2 separate regions of the Homo sapiens genome follow, and region 2 is linked to region 1. A link is a contact called in ENCODE Hi-C or POLR2A ChIA-PET data. All regions are on one chromosome and are shown on one strand. Each heading gives the region's core, a stretch centred on a gene start or an enhancer-like site at or near the end of the contact. The rest is flanking DNA. Distances are from core to core; before and after follow the strand shown. Region 1 overlaps DOCK9 (dedicator of cytokinesis 9). Region 2 has its middle 21 kb from the start of DOCK9.

What was found. A loop is a pair of places that touch in the nucleus more often than their neighbours do. ChIA-PET counts read pairs that join two places held with the same protein, here RNA polymerase II (POLR2A). Pooled maps may share reads with other maps.
Region 2: a pooled map shows a loop between it and region 1 (4-fold over the local background). The contact joins two enhancer-like sites. A Hi-C loop is called at or near these places in 5 of 50 pooled maps. POLR2A ChIA-PET finds 5 or more read pairs at or near these places in 3 of 52 experiments (PC-9, activated naive CD4-positive, alpha-beta T cell and naive thymus-derived CD4-positive, alpha-beta T cell).

What each region holds. Positions count from the first base shown.
Region 1 is chr13:98,852,420-98,855,449 of GRCh38, reverse strand. DOCK9 (dedicator of cytokinesis 9) reads left to right here. Exons shown (of 53, transcript NM_001366683.2): 35 at 1,928-2,042. Among named protein-coding and RNA genes, the nearest start is that of DOCK9-AS1, 22 kb to the right of the region's middle. RefSeq lists an enhancer at 1,332-1,641. Within about 2 kb of position 1,492, at least 4 of the 41 ENCODE cell types and tissues checked have a DNase peak (open chromatin) inside an H3K27ac peak, as active enhancers do.
Region 2 is chr13:98,997,572-99,000,393 of GRCh38, reverse strand. It overlaps a transcript of DOCK9 not described here. Among named protein-coding and RNA genes, the nearest start is that of DOCK9, 21 kb to the right of the region's middle. Within about 2 kb of position 1,398, at least 4 of the 41 ENCODE cell types and tissues checked have a DNase peak (open chromatin) inside an H3K27ac peak, as active enhancers do.

The sequences.
Region 1 (3,030 bases), core at 243-2,742:
CAGGCACAAGCCACCACGCCCGGCTAATTTTTGTATTTTTAGTAGAGATGGGGTTTCACCATATTGGCCAGGCTGGGCTCAAACTCCTGACCTCGTCATCCGCCCGCCTCGGCCTCCCAAAGTGCTGGGATTACAGGCGTGAGCCACTACACCTGGCCAATTCCCTGTAGTCTTTATACCAGAGACACCATCATCAACACAGCTCTCCACCCACAAGGGTGTTAGGTCTGAAGCCAGCTCCAGAGAATAATTGATCATATAGGTGATTCAGGGGTAAGAAATCACTTTATTCACACAGCACGCACCCACAACACAACACTTCCTCCTCATACTTAGCCTTTTTTCTTGAAACTACTAAGTGCTCAGACCATTTGGAACTTTGTAGGAAAGGATAAAGTGTGGGTTTAAACCTGGAGCCATGGTAGATTGGTATCACTTTGGGCACAGATTTTCTAAGTTACTTCAAGTTACAGGCAAGTGCCCATCCCAATAAACAGCTGAGCCATTTAGGGATTTATCCCTAGTTCTCCAAAAACACCCGGAAGACATCCTTCCTCAGCATCAGGTTTATAATCTTGTCACGCATCCCATGGCTGGCATTGACATGGTTACCATTAAATGCAGTTCTGTTGAGGTGCGAGCAGCTCAGTTTGGGTGTGTCATGACGTATTGAACTTTTCCCTTGACCCCAACATGCCTTCATGTATAGAGGGAGAAGCTGCTCCGAAGGCACTCTGCTTGTGTCATACGCAGTGCTGAAGAGGAGGAGGAGAGCTGCCAGTCAGCCAGGAAAAACCGGGTCACTGTGGATTTTTCCCTTCTAATGATTCCACCTTTGCCAGAGGAGACATTGAATGCAACACCTTCCCTCCCACTGCCGGAAGTACTAAGTTCTCCAGTGGCTCTGATCAAGTGGGCAGGCCAGAGGGTGCATCCATACCAGTTTTGCCACTAATTTCCCCTGTATTTTTTTGTAAATGAAAATATTCACATATTTTATTAAGCCTGATATATATATGTATATATATACACACACACACACACGCATAATTTTTTTTTCAATTGGCCACCAGCACCTTGAATAAAACATCTTTTTTCCACTATTGTTTTTGCTTTGATATTTGGTAAAAAAATTTTTTTTATTTCAATTGGAAATTCAACTGGGAGAGTTTTTAAATCTCCTGTGTTTGCAATCACATGATGAGATTCTTGTTCTGCTTTTTTTCCACAAGAACCTGCTGCCTAGTGGCAAAATTGCCCTCTTGTTTGCCCCAAGCTTTCTGACGTTTGCAGTGTTGAGCTAAGCTGATGAGGGAGTGACCTCATCAGTTTAGGACCTCTGGCCATGCTGTGCTGACGTGTCCCTGTTTGTCCCGGTTGGGCACCTGCCTATTGTGTTCCCTGAGCAGTGCCCACAGCACGCCCCATAATGCACCCTGGGTGATGGCGCCTGGGCTCCAGGTTCTGGGGTGCTTTGGTCACAGCAGCACCACAGGCACTTGCTGTTTCAGCCACGGCTGTTGTCCTCAGGAGGTGGTTGGTTGTGCAGTGTCTTCTGAGTCATGGTTTCTGTTCTTGATCCTAGCACACATACTTTCTTGCATGAGGTTTCAATATACTTGGCATCTCAGAAGGTTTTACTTGGCATAGCTAAAGCTGTGTTTATCCAGTGAGAAAGGTCTGTGCCTTCTGCTTGTCCCTCAGGAGAGCGTGCTGAGGAGACAAGCTAGGGCTTCCATGGGCAGCATCTGAGTGTGTTATATTTGGGCGAAAGGGTGCCTGTGGTTTAATTGTCAGCAAGTTACTTGCACCTTCCAATGTGTATGATCTGACTTGATTCTAAGAGTCTTTCTCTTCCAAGGGAGAAAAGGGAAACACGTTTTCCTCCCGTAATTAAATAGAAAAATCACCTGTATTTTCTTTTTAGCACCAACAAAGTAGCACATTGGGAAATTCCGTGGTTCGCTGTGATAAACTTGACCAGTCTGAGATTAAGAGCCTACTGATGTGTTTCCTCTACATCTTAAAGAGCATGTCTGATGGTAGGTTAAAAAATGGAGATTTCTGTTTTGCTCGTTTCAGCACTTGGTTTGTTTGGTTTTAACTTGTAATAAGTTGAAATGATACAAAGATTTCAAAGGATTTTCTTGTTTAAAATGCATATTCATTGACTAAATGTAATTGTTAAAATGCAATTCATTGACTAAGGTTCTTAGAAATAAGAACCTTATTGTGGGAAAATCATTTCCTTAATTATTTTATTCTAGAAAATGAGTTCCAAAATGTGAATGGGCCTATTTCTTAAATTTATATTAAACTGGGACCTGCCATCTTAACTAAAGGAGATAGAAGCACATAAATAAAATAGCTTTTGGCTTTAAAAAAAATTTTTATTCGTCCAGACAAACTTACTGTCAACTTAAATAACTGTGTTAGTCTCTGGAATTAGAATATATGTTGTGGGGGGACCTAAGCATTCCTTCCATTTAGAGTGTGTATATTCCTGGCTCAAAGTGGGAGATATGTTATTTTAGTTTTCTAATGGAAATGGTAGTATCATAGTAGATTATGTTTCTGTTTAAGGGTTTGACAACCACATTTTAAAATAAGAATGAGCAGAACTATGAATGCTCTATCTGGACCGTATAAGGCTTGCAAATGTGTGTGACAGGACAGTTTCAACTCTGTTAGCTCATCTGTGTATCTGGCTATGTAATATAAACAATCCCAGTAAACAATGTCGCAGTTCTTATCCTGGGCAAAAATCTTATTTTTCCTACAACGAATTAAAAGGTGTGCTGTGAACTTCATTAAGGTGATTGAATTAGGATGAACTCTCCTAAAAACAAAGTGCCATTTTTTGAGAACCTGAAGGCCTCTTGTGCTGCTTATATCTGGGGGCGGGAGGTGTGTACTAAACATCCAGTGGAAGGTATTTCTGCTTGAAAATAGTATTTCTTTTAGATCAAGCTTCCATTTCAGCAGCATTAACAGCCTGGCTTTTTTTTTTCCCCAACCCCAGCCAAGGTA
Region 2 (2,822 bases), core at 149-2,648, 150 kb before region 1:
GAGCTGAAAACATCAGCAGATTGCATTGCTGGTCCTAACATCCTGGGGCCTTGTGAAGAGAGGACAGGAAGATACTGCTTTCTCATTCAGATGCATGACCTGCTGGGGTTCTGCATTCTGTTCAGAACTGAGTGTTGCATCTTCAGAAGGACACATCAGGGCAGGAGAAGACTCAGAGAAGGGCTGTGAAAAGGATTGTGGCATATTTATAATGAGAGTTGGTGATAGGAGCCCCTTCTGCGTGTATTTTCTCCCAGATCCCAGAATCAGATCAGGTCATCTTGCTTTTACCAAACTGATTTAGGGGGTCAGGTAGGTTGAGTATTAAGGCAGGCAGAGCCCTAAACATTTTAGCTACTCCCCAAAAGTGTATATCGTCTTATTGTTGCTTTCTTCTTCTTCTTTTTTTCTTTTTTTAACCAGTTCTTTGCCAAATAACAAGGCAGGGAGTGGTCATGGTGCCTGGGAACTTTGGTGCAAGAGATTTGATACTGAATTTCCGTTTTCACTTTTCACCCTTAGCATTCAACCACCTTTTGGACTGGGCTGTTGTGTTACAGAAGGATACAGGCTTCTGTCCAAATCATACTCTTTGTGACCAGTTTTGTAAAACAAGTGGAAACGCTGATAGTTTGTGCAGATGCATGTTTATCTGAAAAATGCTGGACACCATCCAAAGGCAAAGTATGCAGGAATGGTCTTAATTTTAAAAACAACCTCTCTGTGCATCAGTAATTTAAACCCTTTTCCATTTTTATAATTTTTGAATCGCCCTCTTTCTGTTAAAAAAGAAACATGAAAAGAAAGAAACACTGAGGATAAGTTTTAGTACTGTTTATGTTGTCTGTCCTGCAACCCCAGACACGCAGGACTTGGCTCAAATCAGGCAACTGGAGAATTCAGGAGAAGGCCAGATGATCTGGAAACAAGCAAGGGAAATCATCATTCAAGAAATCCTTCTATTAGGAAATGAGATTTTAAAAGCCAATTTAAAACTATTTTTGCTTTTCTTGTTAAAAGAAGGGTTGTTTTGGTATCCTCTCATTAGTCACCTTCCAGAGAGAGAGAGAGAGAGAGTGTGTGTGTGTGTGTGTGTGTGTGTGCGCGTGCATGCGTGCACACATCTGTTCATAAGCTGCTCCTATGACCTGTGTTCCAGGTCACACACTCACCCTCTGAACATGTGAACAAGAAGATTAATTAGTTGGAAAGACTATTCAAGGAACTCAGGGAATCGCCACACTGGGCTTTTATTCCCCACATCTGCAGTGTCTTAGCCTCCATTGCCAGTGACTCTCTGAAGTTTGGGTTAGGTCTTTTTATCTCAAGAGTCAAAGGGGGAGATGATACAAATCATTGACTTCCTGTCACCCTGTTATCTGTGGTTAGGTGATTCACGTAGCAAAAGTGTGATCCGAGCTTGCTTCCCTTTCTCCAGCCCCAAGGACACTATGGTTGGCTTCCTCCACCACCCACTTATTGTGAGTTTGGGGTTGCAAACTAATTTTGACAGTAGCCCAAAGTGAAACACCATTAGGAAGATGAGCCTGGTTGCTCAGACCCACAGGGAAATCTGGAAGGCCTTGGATTGTCTGTGCCTTCGCCTCTCTCCATGACTATATGGTAATCATTGGAGGGTGAGATGAGGGGTCCCAACGAGTCTGTGCCTAGACTTTAGCAGTTGGACGATTAGGGGCCATGCAGCCTAATCTCAGCCCCATTTGAGAATGTTGCTCCTCTGTGCCTGGGTGGGTGATGGATTGGAAGAGGCCAGGTGGGTAGGGTAGGGGCTGACCTGGACCATGCTTCCTGTACCACAAGACTTCCTCATTCATGGATTTCACCAAGTCTCTTGGTTCGGAAATTCTTAAAAGGGTTTTGGAAGCTTGGTGTGAGACTCTGCCCGGATCATTCAGATGGAAACCAAGGCCATGAGTGCTGTAAGTGCATCCGAGGTTAAAAAGGATTTTCGAGTGCTCCACACATAATTGGTGCCAGGTGTTTCCCATTTGTCTCTATGCCTAGACAAATAATCAGTCTTAGTGGATACCCAGAGGGTGAGCAGAGTTTGCATCTTGAGGGTAGGGTGGGTCCTACCTTCAGGGGCTTCCACTTCATTTAGTGAATTGAGACATGTGCGCTGTGGGTGTCTGGGTGCCCGGACCTTGCTGCCCTGTCTGGCTTCTCTGATGATGCATGCCTGCCAGCTGCCATCACCCTTGCCCCAAGGCTCCACTGTCTATCCCGGCCCCACCTCAGCTGTTCTCATCTGTGACTCATTCACAGAGGTCCACCAAGTACAGAGGAAAAGCTGAGGAGAATGGCAGGTGTCACATGCATGACACCCTCACCATCACCCTGGAGATGTTTCTGTGGTTTGCAGCAAATCTTGGAAGAGCAGAATGGCCTCAGCCCTAGTCTGAGAAAATCCTCAGGGCTTTTACAGAGATGATCCTGGGGACTTAGGAGAATCTGCTGTGTTGGTCAAGGGTGGGGCTGGGCCAGTGCCACACTTTGGCAGAACAGACCTCTCGTTAGCTACGGGGCTGGAAAGCAGCATGCTTCTCAGTTATTCTCCCAGAATCCCCACATGGAAATGTTTTCTATTGTATAACAAAGATGCACAAAGTCAGGGGGTGACTGGAGTATTCCTGACCAGCCAGGGCTGGAATTGCAAGCCAGCAATGCACAGAGACAGGAAAATAATTCCCACAAAGAACAGTGAAGGCTGCCCATGGCAATCCCTGGAAATAGTCTGATGTGGATGGAGTGAGGGAAGGAAGTGTTGAGAGACCAACAAAGGATATCAAAAGAGTGGGTGG